2 separate regions of the Homo sapiens genome follow, and region 2 is linked to region 1. Evidence: chromatin loops called from intact Hi-C (ENCODE). Cell type or tissue: mammary epithelial cell. All regions are shown on one strand. Each heading gives the region's core, and the rest is flanking DNA. Links, peaks and the distances in the headings are about the cores only.

Region 1 (7,737 bases), core at 1,212-5,211:
TAAATCACAAATAAGACTAACTAAACCCAAACTATTACTCTGATTAGATTCCCAATAATTGATAAGATGCATCAGAGGCTGGGTGCGGTGGCTCACACCTGTAATCTCAGCACTTTGGGAGGCTGAGGTGGGAGGATCACTTGAGCCCAGGAGTTCAAGACCAGCTTGGGCAACATAGGAAGGCTCTGTCTCTATAAAAAATTAAAAAATTAGCCAAGTGTGGTGGCACACACCTGCTACTTGGGAGGCTGAGGTGGGAAGAACGCTTGAGCCCAGAAGGTCAAGGCGGCAGTGAGCCATGATTGCACCACTGCACTCCAGCCTGGGTGACAGAGCAAGACCCCTTCTCTCTCTTACACACACAAAGAAGCATCAGAAATAACTGCACTGAATGGAAAATATGACCTTGAGAATTCTACCTTGATAAACTTGAAAAGTACTTTCGAATACTGGGGTTTTGAATAAAAGCTGATCACAGTTGGTATGCTACTTTTCATTATAAAATTCCAATGGTTGAAATTGGACTCAAGGTATTATTTAGATTTGCCTCTCCACTAACCCCCGTTAAGGTGCTCTATCCTTATGTTACCGACCTTCATCATTACAAGGCTAAACTCAGGGCTCTAAAGACTTTATTCTACATGTAAAGAATGAATATTCACCCTTCTAGAATGTAATGTGAAATATGGCTGTTAAGTAAAAGCAGTGAGGGAAATAAAATCACTTTCATTCAATTAGGCAATGATATATATATATTTATTTATATATATATTTATATATATCATATAAATATTATATATATATAATATTTCCCACATTACCAGTATACTGTATGTTTTCCTCTCATGATCCACAGTCCACACATGTGAACCTTTATTATTAATGAGAAAGAGTTATAAATCTACAATGATGCTAGTGGCTAAAAAGAGTTGGACCATTTTACTGTAATAATTAGTCAGCTGAATCAAACAGTCTTTTTAACAGGAAAAAAAAGGACAATAATAAAATAATCATCTCGCTATTTTGATATATAACCACAACATAAACATGTCAGATAGGCATATATCTGATAAAGGGCATAGATAGCATCACTGAAATTAATGATTCATATAGTAACATTAAAAGTTCAGTGTCCTAATCTCGTATTTTAGGATGCAGGCTGAGATCAGCTAGATAACTATGACAAGGACAGTTACACAGGGACCTACTCCAGTTACCTCTTCTTTTCACTCTAGGTTATGCTATAGCTGCTATTAACACAGACCCCTTTGAATATTGGTTTTCCATTATGGTATATGCTGCAATGTGCCAAAGCATATGGATCACTTCTCTAGATGCATGACATGACAGAGCCTGGAATGGAATTCCATTATTTAGGATAACAAACAATGTAAACTTTTGGGCACAAGGAGTTCCAATAAAATGGTTTGTGCCACTCTCACATTTAAGAAGAGCCCTCAACATCAACATTAGACACCACAAAGGTTTAGCCAGTGTCTGTTCTATGGCAGCCACCAGGAGAGATAAGTTAAATCACCATGGGCCATCTCATTAGAGGAGTAAACTGCTCAACCTAATCCAAAGAAACCCGCCTGAAGGATTCTACTTTCAGAGCTAAGTCAAAATGGCTTCCTCTTTCTTTTTTTCAGAAGCAATAACACAGCATTTCATTAAGGTAGAAAGTTGAGAAGGAAAAGAAAAGCAAAAAAAGGACTCAAGAAAAAAAGGACATTTCCAAATAAGCATATTTGAGTCCCAAGGGTCCAGATTGGAATTTAAACTGGGGTGAAGAATTATCCCTACTAGAATGTTGATTTTTTCATTTATTTCATTAAAACAAAATGAAATAAAAGCCAAAAAACAACAAAGATAAAAAGCAAAAAGTAATGAGCTGAGAATCATGTATTTTTCCATTCTAAGTCCTAAATCATGAATGGTAAATAAAGATTATAGTAGCATGGCCAGTTGTTCCTGGAAACAACATTATTTCACTGATTCCAGGATGCACTTTATCCCCTCACATTTTAACATTTCTGAAATCAGATGTATTAGAATTACAGTTGAAACCTTTTACTTTATGATTCATCAAATAGTGGTGCCTCTTACAATTGATGGTGCTTCAGATTCCATAAAATGCAACATTGGACTTGCAGACACTTCAGCAAATTCTCCCCAACTTGGAAGCTCAGGATTTTAGAGGCTCAATTTAAACTAGTTAGTTATTCCATGCAAATCTCCTACAATAGGACTTACAAAAGCTTTCTTTTCATCTTGACCAGCTTAGAAATTACCGAGATTGGCATGGAGAAAAAAAATTCAAAGTATTATGTAACTTCTAAATTACCTACTTGGTTATAGTAGATCAAAAGTACTGGAGTTTAAAAAAAAAAAGTGACTTCCTAGTTTGTGCCAAAAGAGTTAACCTGAGCTCACACATTCAGGTCAGTCAACATCTCAAAAAGAGAAAGATGAGAAGAAAAATGCTACATAACTAAGGAACAACTGATTGCACTGTCAAGGTGCACAACAGTAGATCAATAATTGGAAATGGACACACAGTAGCCAAAGTCTGTCTACTGCTAGAGAATTTTAAGGCAGCCTCCACAGAAGTTCAGGCTTGCATTAAGTCTTCTGACTTGCAGGGATCTCCTTTTGATGCATATTTAGACACAGAACCAAAATCTTCTAGTGGCCCAGGGATCTTCTTCTAAAAATATAATGCAAAATAGTAATGGTCCTATCTACCTTTTTTTAAAAAAAAGATGTAAGACATATTTTTACAAACTCTGTAGGTTATACAGTAGAAATCTGGGCAAGTTCCCATCCTAATGAATATTGGAGAACCTCCAAGAAAAGACCATCTTACTGAAGAGCTGTGTCCTTGCCAAAGAACAAGCACTCCTCCAGCAAAGATAACGACCTCTCACTCCTTTCCCTGTGACGATGCACTGCACTCCCATCATCAGGAAGTTGTAAACTGCTGTTTTACAAGTCCACCGTGAACAAAACATTAGTCCTTAATCTATTGATTGAACATTATTTTAATTGAGGCTTTTAATGAAGAACTTTGAGACCAATTCCCCCTAGCTGCGTGTGACTGCAGAATTCTGGAAAAACAGCAGAGGGCACTTAAAGACTAGCACATTTTCCCCATCAACACGCCTTGTGGTAGTGATCTGACAAGTTCAAAGGATGTGAATCTGGGTCTAGCCATTTATCATGTGCTCTGTGTTGCAGCATCACAACGTTCTCCAAGAACTATGACTAAAAAATAAAAAAGCATGTCTTCAACAAATCTACAGTAGTAGCTTATACACAGATGCACTTGCTTATAAAATTATTGCCAAATTCATAATAAAAAAAGGTTATCAAGGCATCATCACAGTCTCAGCTCATGTTGTAAGTTTTTATATTCCAGTCCTTGGAAAAACTTTAATCAAAAAGCTATTCACTGAATAAAAATCTTCAGTCAGCTTCTTCAGCCTAAGGACTGTTAAGTTTTGCTTTTAAAATTGAATAAACTTGTCCTAGAATCATAATTCATTTGTGAATGAGAAATCCTTTACCCTTTATTACACTAAACATTTACATTTTTATAAACATGCTAAATTAAAAAACTTTTGTATTGGTTCATAGGGATAGAAAAATATTTCTTTGTTTTGCATAACTAAATGTGGCTTAGTAATACAAATGCTATAAGCACTTAAAAACCCAGGGCAGGGGTGGGGGACTTTAACACAAACCACGTTAAATACTAAAATACCCAAATTTTGAGCTATTTTTTAAAAAGGTAGCTTATACCATGTATAAATGTTAACTAATTCCTCACTGTTTTAAATCTCACATTGAGATAAGTACACATTCATTTATAAAGACACAAAGAGAGTCAATCATTTGACTCTGTAGTCATCACAACTTTACATTTAACACGGGAAAAAGAAGCAATGGTGCAGAAATGACAGTCAACAGAGAATCTAAAAATGCAGGAGCCAAAGAAATTCATAAGTTTTCTTTCTATGGCAATGATACCCAAGACGCTTTCAATATAAGTTTTTTGAATAGAAACACTTTTTAACAACATAGGATAAATGCATTGTGGGTCTTTGGGAATCATTACAAAATATGATGGTTTTAATATATTTGAATTCTCCTTGACTGCAAGATAGAGTGGGCTTTTATGTCATCTCAAGAAAAAAAAAGCCTGTTTTGTAATATATGCTCTGTAAACTTTAAATATAAAATAATTTGAGTGAACTGTTCTGTTTTCAGGAAGCAAAGCATGCAACCATATTGACTGATGAATAAGATCATCCAACTAAAATATTCAGAAAGCCAGTAATTGTGATATTTTACAATTTCTTGATAATCTTTAGATAGAATTTTCTAAAGACATTTTCCCCCAGGTACTTTGACAGATACATCAGGCTGAATAAGGAATTAGACACATTTCTGTTCAAGTAACACTGAATCTGCAGCCTCAATTCTAAAGCAGATAGTACCATGTAAACATAGGTCCTTCCTGCACAAAAATATATCTAGCCGGATGGGCATGGTGGCTTACACCTGTAATAGTTCCACTATTGTAGGTACTACTTTGAGAAGGGCCACACCATTAAATTGATTACTCACATTGGCATAGCATATTATGGCTTGTATGTACATTTCATGTTTATTACTCACTTGCACCTTATAATATTCCTACCAAGGCCCTAGGTTAAACCTTATAGCCGTTCATTTTGGTTGAGGAACTGACACTTAATGAACTATATGGGATGGGTCTCAATCCCAAGTTACAGATGTTAAAGCTCATCTCTGTTAGGTGCAGACAGAGCAGTAATACAGAAGCTCCCCAAAATTTGCTAGTATTCCTTCCTTTAGGAGTTGTGGTAGTAGTATTTGCTTAGTGTAAAATAACATTTGAGGAAACCAGGACCAAGCCAGGGAAATTTGGAAAAGAATTAAGAGGACTGCTATATGAGAGTATCAGAGCTGGGTCAGGATCATCATGGGTGGTGATTCATTCAACAAATGTTTATGAACAGCTGTTTGATGCTGCACACTGTGATAGGTACTGGAGTCAGCAGGAAAACCTTGGGCATCTAATGGTAGGGGACACACAAAAAGGGGAAGAAGCAGGAGGGACAAATCATGTCGATTTCACCAATTTTCATGTTGTTACCCTGGAAGCAGCTTTGTGTATTTCAGGAATTATATGATACCTACAAGGGCAGGAGGGTGGGGGTGGGAAATTCAAGCTTTTCCCAAATTATTTAATTTGCTACCAGGAATAGTTTACTATCTATAGGAATGTGAATTAACAACATTTGTCTAGATAGATGAATACATGTTGTAAAATATTTTATAAGACAGCATAATAAAATGATTTGGTAATACCAGTTTTAATCTTCCATGTACCAAATATCTCAAAAGACATGAGATATTTTTTTGTTCTATCAATCCTATCTGCTTAGTACATGGAGACAATATAATTTCCTCTTTTACTAAAGAAACCAAATGCCAAAGAAAATTAAGACATTAAGGTCACATAACTGGCCTTAAATAAGGGCACTAAAAGAAATACTGTTTCCTTTCCTAATGCCCATTTTGCTATACTCACCACCACCCCCTGAAATCACAATTTTTTTGTTGCAAGTGTGGCAATTATTTTCTTTTGTTTTAAGAGTATGAAAATGGGCTGGGTGCAGTGGTTCATGCCTGTAATCCCAGCACTTTAGGAGGCCCAGGTGGGAGGATTGCTGGAGGCCAGAAGTTTAAGACCACCCTGGGCAACACAGAAAGACCCTGTCTCAACAAAAAATTAAAAAATTAATCGGGTGTGGTGGTGCACACCTGCAGTTCCAGCTATTTGGGAGGCTGAGGTGGGAGGATTGCTTGAGCCCAGGAGTTGGAGGCTGCAGTGAGCTATGATTGTACCACTGCACTCCAGCCTGTGCAGCAGAGTGAGACCCTGTCTCAAAAAAAAAAAAAAAAAAAAATCTGAAAATGATGTCCTTTGTAAAATAAGGAAGGTGTTAAAATTTTATATTCCCCTACATCGAATCTTTTATTTAAATTTTTCCTTTAAACAGAGAATACAATAAATACATTCACAGCAGTAATTATAGCTCTTATTATCAAGGAATCAAAAGCTAAGAATGGGAATTTGTTATTAAATCAATTATGAAAATCCTCTGCTCCCAAGTGAATTCAGGTGCAAACAAAACCAACATGAGAAGAAAATCTTGTTTAAGCAGCATCTTATGTAGTGGTTTTCAGAACTGAGAGTTGTTAACGATCACTTGAGATCAAGGAAAACCAATTGCTGCAAAAATGACCCTTAGGAATCTCCACTAACACTGGCATGATTTCTCCAATGAATGGAAACATTAATAACTATCTTTCTTAAATAATCCTGACAAAGGAACTAGATATCTGGCTCTGTAGACAAGACAGGCACATATGCATGGATCCATGATTAATGGTTGAAAGGTAGCACGGATCAGTACAGAAATGTCAAGAAACCCAAAGTATAATAATTATGCTGAGAATAGCACTAAGGATCAATATGTGTTTTTATCCAGGTGATTAAATATATCTTGAAAATATTGAGCAGAAATAATTTTCTCCATTGTACTCACAAAAATGAGGAGGCTTGGGAGACTCCTTTAAAAGCCCTAATGAATAGTACTAGATGTATCTACATGGGGACAAAGGGCAAGAAATTCAGAAAGCAAACAAAAACCCAAAACAAAACCACTACATTTACTTATCAGACATCTTCCTGTTTTTTTTTTCCATATAAATAGATCTTAGTGAGTGTCCATTTTTAGAAATGATTAGGATAGAGTAATACATTTCATTTGGAAATCATTTGTTTCTTTTCATCATCCTTCAAGTGAATTTAGTTGATTAATTGTGCTCATTAATTGTGTTTTATTGGTAGTGGAGGGCCTGGCTCAAGTGTGGGTAGTGAAAGGAAGAGAGGATGGAAGACAGTTGCCCTTCACTGAGCTCGTAGCATAGCCCAGCACTGTGTTTGGGAAGTTTGCATAATGGAAGAAAATGCAGGTACCTTTGGTTTACCCACAGAGATAATTTACACATCTGTCTATTAACACATGGTAGGTAGTTACATTTAGAGGAAACATACTGCCACATCTGTTTATCCTGTGTCTAAGTAAATCTCTTGGTAATTAGCATCTAAGCCAGCTGAGAGGTAAGTGGACCAAAGGATTTCATGCAAAAACGTGAACAGTTTCATACATATTGGGTAGTCTGAAAACAAACCAATTAAGTTGCATTTATTTTTAAGTAGAAATGCAGCTTACAATTTGTAACTGTTGCACCATTTCTTCTCGGTAGGCTAGCTCCCTTTTCATCTGATCCTGAAAATTATCTGGTAGGAGAGAGAGATAGAGAAAGATTAACTAAAGTGTAAAATCTACTTTTAGTTTAGCTAGTAAAAACATTATTGACAGTCCCATGGACAGCCCCCCTACTTTTAAGTATTTTTTTCATAGGCAAATTATATGCTTGTTTGAAGAATGTTTTCAACACTCTATAATTTAATCAGACTAGACAGTAAATTCTGAGTGTGTCTTATATTTTACAGTATCTCATATTCCATCTAGTATAATCTCTTGCATATGATTACACAGAAATATCCCACACAATCATGTTCTTTAACCTTTGCACACTTGTGCAAATCACAGGTATTGGGAGCTTCCACTGTCTTCA
Region 2 (7,737 bases), core at 2,509-6,508, 810 kb after region 1:
CAAGTGTCTCTTCTGTCATAGGTCCCCATTCAAGGAGGGACCAATGTTGGGGCCCAGGACTAGTTATACAATTGATGAGACCCACCTTCAGGCAAGAGGATGTTTAGTGCAGCTCCCAGTGTCACAGGGAGGGGCTTGACCATCCTCCCCCATGTAATTGACATCAGGACCCAGGTTGGTTTATGGGGATTCCACAGGTGTTGTAGGAAATCAGCCTGAGGGGACAGTGTAGGGGTTGGGGTCCCACTGGGGAGGGAACAAACCAGTGTTTGGACACCTGCCTCTCAGATGGCCCTGTCCACCTGCAGGTGTGACCTTGTCCTTCTCCTGAATCCCTCCTCTCTGCTGGTCCCCAGAGCAGCCTGTGTGTACAAGGACGTGGTGCAGAGTGGAAAGAGACCTCACATCTGTCCCCACTGCACCTGCCTGAGCCTGCTCCAGGCCTGAGCTGCACAAAGGAGTGTAGAATGGGAATGTGGTGATGGGGGAGAGATGGAAGCTTTGATATTAGACTGGGCCGAGCTATTTAAGTAACTGAAAGTGAAGCTTTTCTTATACCTGCATGTGAGTGACCTGAAAAGGTATGGAATCCTCTAGAAGTGTAGAGAGTTGGAGAAGGGAGAACCAGCAGAGTGGGGTGAAGGGAAGTGGTGGGAAGATGAGGACACTTCTTGCCGGCCGCCTACAGAGGTCAGCTCCTTTAATCACATGAAGTCAAAATGCAAATGCAGCCTCCAGCCCACCCCTCCTCCATCCAGACTTCCACACATCACATCTTTCCTAAATAGAACTTACGGAACCTCCGGGTCCTGGTTCCCAGTGTCAGTCCTTCACCAACACTTGCAGGGCCTGAGCAAGAATACCAGAGGTCCACATATCACAGGGCTACATATTTAAACATACAAGCCAAGCTAACAAGCTGTTCATTAAACTGTGTTCTATCCTCCTACCTTGGCAAGCAGACCTTCAGAAAGACCTGGAAAGCCAGGTTCTAGTTCCAATCTTCAGGGTCTTCTGAATTCTGGGCCAGAAAGTCATCTTGGGGATAGGGGGCAGCACCAGTCTACAGCCCTTAGCCTGCAGCCATCATCTTCCCTCTCCACCCTTGGCTTCGTCCTGTACATCCCCAGCAAACAGCCACCCTTGTCTGTGCCTCAGCTTCGGGTTGAAGACTCCAGTAGCAGTCTGCCCTCAGGAGCAGGATCTGGGGTAGAGGCTCCTGCAGGTGCACTGTAAGCAGGCTCCCTCCTCCCCTCCATCCTGTCCTCCCTTCTACCCCAACTCCCCTCCTCCCCTCCCTCCTCTCCTCTCTTCAACCCGACTCCCCTCCTCCCCCTCGTCTCCTCCCTTCTAACCTGATTCCCCTCCTCCCCTCCCTCCTCTCCTCCCTTCTAACCTGACTCCGCTCCTCCCCGCTCCTCCCTTCTAACCTGACTCCCCTCCTACCCTCCCTCCTCTCCTCCCTTCTAACCTGACTCCCCTCCTCCCTTCTATCTCAACTCCCCTCCCCACTTCCTCCTGTCCTCCCTTCTACCCCAACTCCCCTCCTCTCCTGCCTCCTCTCCTCCTGTCTGGCCCGACTCCTATCCTCCCCTCGCTCCTCTTCTCCCTTCTAACCTGACTCCCTTCCTCCATTCCCTCCTCTCCTCCCTTCTAACCTGACTCCCCTCCCTCCTCTCCTCCCTTCTACTCCAACTCCCCTCCTCCCCTCCCTCCTCTCCTCCTTTCTAGCCTGACTCCCCTCCTTCCTCTCCTCCCTTCTACCCCTTCTCCTCCTCCTCTCCTCCTCTCCCTCCTCTACTCCCTTCTAACCTGACTCCCTTCCTCCCCTCCCTTCTCTTTCCTCCCCTCCCTCCCTTTCTTCTTTTTTCCATTTTAAGAACACAAGAAAAGCAAAGGAAAAGGGGAAGGAAAGATCAATAGGTATAATTACTTTAAATGTTATTGATGTTAAAAAGGAAAAGACACCCACACTTTCAGGCACCTACTGAGTGGCAGGAAGGGCCAGTGTTGCGCATGTCCCACCCAAACCCCACGGGGACTTTCCAGGTAGGTGTTGTCACCTCCTTTTTATGAGTGAAGAAGAGGCTAAGCCAGAACACTGAGTGACACTGGGACTCTTACCCTGACAGAAGCACTGGGTCAGTCTGCCAGCACCCCCCAGGGTGGAAGGCTAAACCTGAACTGAGACTGGGAGTGTGGGAGCCTCCCAAATACTTTCCAGCTGACAGGAGCTCTCGGTCTGGAGGAGGATGTCAAGTAGTGAACCCTTGTGTTCCCTGGATGTCCACAGTGGCACATTTTGCTATGTCCTTGCTACCCCCACAAAGGCCCCCCTGCTTGGGAGTCCCAGCCATTTGGAAATGAAAATGCACTTTTGCATTTCCGAGTGTGGCTCCTATGGGAAGGATGTTGAAATGGCAGAATAAAAAAAATTTTAATTACAAGACACACCCGACTCTGCAGTGCTGATTGAATTCAGGAACCCCATTTTGGGGAGGGAGGTTCAGCACAGAGCTGACTACTCAGCAACAGCAGGGAGGTATGGATTAAAGGCATCCTGGGCTCCGAATGTGACGAGAAAGCCTCTATGGCTGTACTTGCTGCTGAGGGAGAGAGGGGACCTAGACCACCCATGCTGATGAACCACGATGACCAGCGCTTACAGTTAGGAAGGCAGTGTTCCCTTGACTTGGGGTGGGTGACACCGTGAAGGAGTATTTACCAATATCTGTAAAGGGCTGAGGTATCAGGAGGAAGACCGCCGGAATGTGCTTTGTCTAAATAGACTTCTGTTCCTAGTGGGAACAGTGGGCCTCATTCTGGTCCTCCACCTCAAAGAGGGCAGGGCGGCACCGTGGTCCGGGGGTTAGTGGCTCTGGGTTCCAGTCCTGGCTCTGGGGTTAGTGGCTCTGGGTTCCAGTTCCGGCTCTGCTAGAGCTTGCCTGGTGGCCTTATCCTCACCATTTTGCCACTTGGAGCTTCAGGCCTCTCATCTGCAGAATACGGCATGGCCATATCACGTTTTGAGGCCCCCCAGCATTAATGAAACTCTTCTTCTGTTGGAGAATTGACATCATGAATCTTTCCTTCTCAGGCCAGCGGAGCCAGGCGCTTGCTTTCCCAGGCAGCTGCGATCAGGTGGGGGCATGGGTCTTGGGCTCTTCCAAACAGATGCGCCAGCATTAGACTTCACGCTGCGGAGAGCAGTGTGAGGGAGTACAGAGTGTGGCACCCATTTTCCCAGGAGACACTGGTGGAGAGGGGGGCCACAAGACAGAGTCCCCATGCCCAGGGCCTGAGCTGCAACGATCTGACACAGTGTGGCTTGGGTGGTTCTGGGCTTCCTTGTTTCCAGGCCGTGTGCTACCCCTAGTCCACTTGGCGACTTTGTGCAAATTAGACGATTAGGCACCCCTTCAAGATGCTTTACTGCCCTCTGCTGGAAAATTCTTTAGTACACAAATGTACCAATCTGTCTAGGGTGTGAATGGCAGCCTCTAAATGTAGTGGTGTTGTGTAGTATGCAACCTGGACAACTGATCTTGGTGGCTCTGCCGGCCTGACTCTCTTCTGGCTTTTGTGAAAATTCTGAAAGAGACTTAATTTCCTATAGTAAATGCCTTTTCTACTTAAGCTAGCTGAAGTGGCTTCTGGTGTTTGACGAATAACTCCGACTGATACGAATAGGGATGCTGATACATGCCTCCTGGGGCTGAAACCAGATGACTCATGGAAGCAAGGGTCTCCAAGAAGGCATAAGGCACCTATGTTACTCAGAGGGTTTGTACTTCATTTATTAATTGTGAGAGGAACATGGGAAAATGATCTAATTCACGCTATCTTCCTTCCTTATTCTGGAAACCTATTTGTTTATTCTTTTGTTTTTGTTGTCAGGGTCAGCGTTCATGGTTAAAGACGGGAGCGCAAGGATGAAAATGTGAGTGTGCATTATACATATTCCAGCAGGGTGACCTGTGGGGAAAATGGCTTTGCCGGGTCTTGCTCATGCACTGTCGTGTCTCCTATTGTTACAAGGAGAGATGACATCAGCCTATGCACCATTTGTCCAGTGACTGAGTGTGTGTGTGTGAGTGTGTGTGTGTCTGGCTGCAGATAATGTGGCCAGGTTCCAGGTTTTCCAGGGCAAATTTGAGATGTTTTGTTTTTATATGTCAGGCCCTTTCTGGACCCATACGTTTTGGTTTAGGCCACGTGGGCACTGCCACTCAAGGTCATAGCAGCCCCTGCCTAGGGTGTGCCAAGGAGGAAAAAGGAGCAGGATCTCCCCAGGGAATCCTCCTTCCATCAATTTATGGAAATTCCTGTCTGACTCAGTCCTCAGCCTTCAAACCTGAAAGGAGCGAAAGGTCCCACATTCCCCATCCCTTTCTGAGCCAGGAAGTGGGATGAAGGAGGGATGGGCGGGAGCTGCGAGGCCAGTAACTGTTCAAGGGTGCAGTTTCAAGGCTCCTCTGCCCAGAGAAACCAGGCTTGTCTGCTGCTGGCAATCTGACAGTGCTTTGCCGAGGGGCCTTTCTTTCCACCTTGAATGAGGAGCAGGGTGGCAAAGGCCAGGAGAGGGAGCCATTGAATCACGTTCACATTTGATGACTCCTTTCAGGGCAGGTTTGGACAGAGGGGAGGGCAGAGAGAAAGGGTGTCTACACCCAGAGGGGTAGTTGTGTTAGGAAGAAGGACTTAGGAGCAGAGAAAAGGAGGACACAGGGGAGTTGGGGAGGGAAATTCACTGGATACAAACCTCCTCATTCTGGAATTTGTCCCAGGATGTCCCAGGTCCTTGGAGGTCCCTTGGCATGAGTGTTGCCTGGCACTTCCCTTCCATAGGGCCCCCCACACCCGCTGGCTCATGCTTCTAGCTGGGGCACTGACCCTGCTGCCCTTATGAAGTCCCAACTTCACCCATTCTCAGAGGGGAAGGGCCACGTACAGGGCACCCGGCTGTGCCCTGTTCCGGAAGTGCCCTTTACATGCTGGTTGCCTGTTCTGCAGTAAGCTCAGAGTTCCCTCAGGGAGGAAAAGCTGTCCAGGCCCCAGGAAAGGAGGAGTGGGGTCTGTAAAGGGCTCTGTTCTTCAGGAAGGGGCAGACTCTGGGTCAGATAAAGGCCTGAGATGAGGGTCTTATTTCCCATTGGGTCTTTACTGTTCTCTTGTCACATGTTTGGGGGCTCTAAATAAGAACCACGGCTTTTCTATGGAGTCCCCTTCTCTGGCCCCAACTTGCTGCAGGTGACTGGTTTAGGGAGAATGGGGTCAGCAGCCCTGGGCCACCACGCTGAGTTTTGTGAACCTGCCCAGTGCTTCTTTTTCACTCGTCACCCAACTCCTTCTGGCATGATTCTTCTTCCATGGTCATATGGTGGATATGTATTCACCTTTTCACAAATTAGATGGAAGGAACCCTAGAGACTCTCTTCTCCAGTATTCTTTTTTTTTGTTGATACAGGGTATATCGCTCTGTCACCCCAACTAGAGTACAGTGGTGTGATCACAGGTCACTGGAACCTCAAACTCCTGGCCTCAAGCAATCCAATCCTTCCTCCTCAACCTCCCAAAGTGCTGGGATTACAGGCCTGAGCCACTGCGCCAGGTCTCCAACATTCTTGAGAGGCAGTGTTGAACTCTTGTGCTGACTGAGAGCTCACTCCTTCACGAGGGACCTCGTTCCTCTTTAGGGCAACTCCAGATGTTAGGAAGTTCTCTTCCTTTTTTTGGGCACCCAGTTGCCTCCTGCAATCTCTCTCCTATTGGCTTGGGTTGGCCAAATTTTTGGTGAAAGTTTCCCCTCCCCAACACACCTGTTGAAGTCCCAAGGCCTGTTCATGTATTCCTTAAGACTTCTTCTCCAGGTAAGCTGCACAGGTTTCTTTGGCCTGTCTTCGGAGGCCTCATCCTCCTTCCTTCACTCCCTCTTCCCTCCACTGGAGGCTCCTTTGCTGTCAGGACCCCACCTCCCTTAGCACCTTGGGGTCCCAGGGTGCAGGTCACACATGGCCGGGCTCCATGGAATTCCCACCTGGCCAGGGCTAGAAGGAGATTTTACTCACAGGAGATCAGGAGCACCCAGGGGTCAAGGCCCACTGGGCCCAGTTCCCTTCCCCTTCTCCATCTTCACCTATGTCACTCAGTGGACACTGACCCCCAGAATGAGGACCACATGATCCTAGAATGGCCGAGCTGAGCAGAATCTTGACGAGCAGCTGGCCTTGCATTTCTTGCACTGGGCTATGCTTACCCCTGAGCCCTCAGCCATGGGCTGGGGCCTCCCAAAGCTGTAGGGTGGCCAAGGAACAGTTCGACTTCACTAGAAGATTCTGGGGAAAAGGCAAGTCACTTAACTGGCAAGTCGATCAAAACGATGTTTTTATATTAAGACAAATGTTATGTAATAGAATGCAGAAGCATGAATTTCAAAGCCAAAACAGGAGACTTCAGAGTTTTACACTACAGATAGGTTACTTTGGGCTATTTCTTTAGTGTTCTGCCCCCAATTTGCCAATCAGCTGGCCCCCTCTGCTGAGGGGTGTTTAGATGGAGAACTTCGAGAAGCTCTGATTACTCCATTTCCTTTATTACTAGAGGTGAGGGAAGGGAAGACCAGAGTGGAGGGGTGATTAGACTGAAGACACACAGCTTGGAGGAGTCTAAATTGGAAACCCGGATCTGTTCTTTTCTCTGTACCAAGAAACGCTGCATAGACGTTGCCTACTACAGCAAGAAAGGAATCAAAAATAGAAAAGAGGCTCTGGGTTGACCCTTGGTTTTCCAGAAATGCAATTCGAAGAACAGTGTTACCAAGAGTCTGGGCTGTGGGTTGTAAGTAGAGCTGACTCCATTCAATGACAGAAGTATATTCCTTTACCTTAGGTTCTTTTAGGATCTAATGTTCTTTGGGAAAGAGGCTCAGGTGAAGAAAGGAGGAGGCCGATGCCAGCACCGGGAAGTGAGAGGAAGGAGACCCAGATAGCAGCAGGGCCAGCCGGAGCCCATTCCGGATGCCAGGCTGGGGAACTGGCAGGACTTCCCTTGCTCACACATCCTGGGGTGTAGCTGCACACGTTTGTGAACACACGCACACACACGCACACCTCGCACTCAGGCCCACAGGTGCTGCAAAGCTTAAGATCCAACCATGCCTTACAAAGCTGGAATGTAAGAGACTACTGAGAATTGAGTTCTGCCCTCCCTACCATGCAACACCCCCAGATAACTGAAACGGCAATTGGAAGGGGGAATCAATCTCACCAGGTCATTAAGCAAGCATAGCTCACTTTTACTCAAAACACTGTCCTTTAAAGTATAAAATAAGGGTCAAAGGTTTTTTTTTTTTTCTTTGTTAAGGTGTCTTTGACATTATTTTAAGTTTATGACACCCAACAATTAAAAACCTTAAGACTGGCTTGTTGCTGTCCTGTGAACTTTCAGAAGTCACATCTCACAGAAGTGCAACTCTCAATATAATTTAATCAAGTCAATTAATACTGTTTAATAAATAGGCCAGAAAATTAGCTGAGAGTTTTTCTCGGCGGGATGTGGCGTGCGACCGAAGTTATGGAAGATTGTCCCTTGAATCACTAAGGCAAACTTTGTTGAGTGTCATTTTACGTAGAGCAATCACATAAAAAAAGAGTTATAAATAGAAAAAATTCCAAAGTTCTCCCACAGACAGACAGGGAAATTGAAACATCAAAAAAAAAAAAAAATTGAAGCAAAACA

What was found. Peaks named below come from ENCODE experiments on the same cell type or tissue, not always from the same donor. Only the 100,000 strongest peaks of a DNase experiment are listed, where the experiment ranks them.
Region 2: it touches region 1 in a loop (8-fold over the local background); 5 of 110 quality-filtered maps call a loop at or near these places.

Annotation. Positions count from the first base shown.
Region 1 is chr18:47,212,615-47,220,351 of GRCh38, forward strand. SKOR2 (SKI family transcriptional corepressor 2) reads right to left here. Exons shown (of 9, transcript NM_001278063.4): 7 at 7,329-7,396. Among named protein-coding and RNA genes, the nearest start is that of SKOR2, 35 kb to the right of the region's middle. In mammary epithelial cell, for the core only: a CTCF peak has its summit at 3,116 (motif pointing right); no DNase peak of the experiment used is centred there.
Region 2 is chr18:48,019,399-48,027,135 of GRCh38, forward strand. It overlaps ZBTB7C (zinc finger and BTB domain containing 7C), which reads right to left. Exons shown (of 5, transcript NM_001318841.2): 5 at 7,274-7,737. Among named protein-coding and RNA genes, the nearest start is that of SMAD2, 93 kb to the left of the region's middle. In mammary epithelial cell, for the core only: CTCF peaks have their summits at 3,443 (motif pointing left) and 4,578 (motif pointing right); DNase peaks (open chromatin) are centred at 3,443, 4,083 and 4,443; H3K27ac peaks cover 1,406 bases.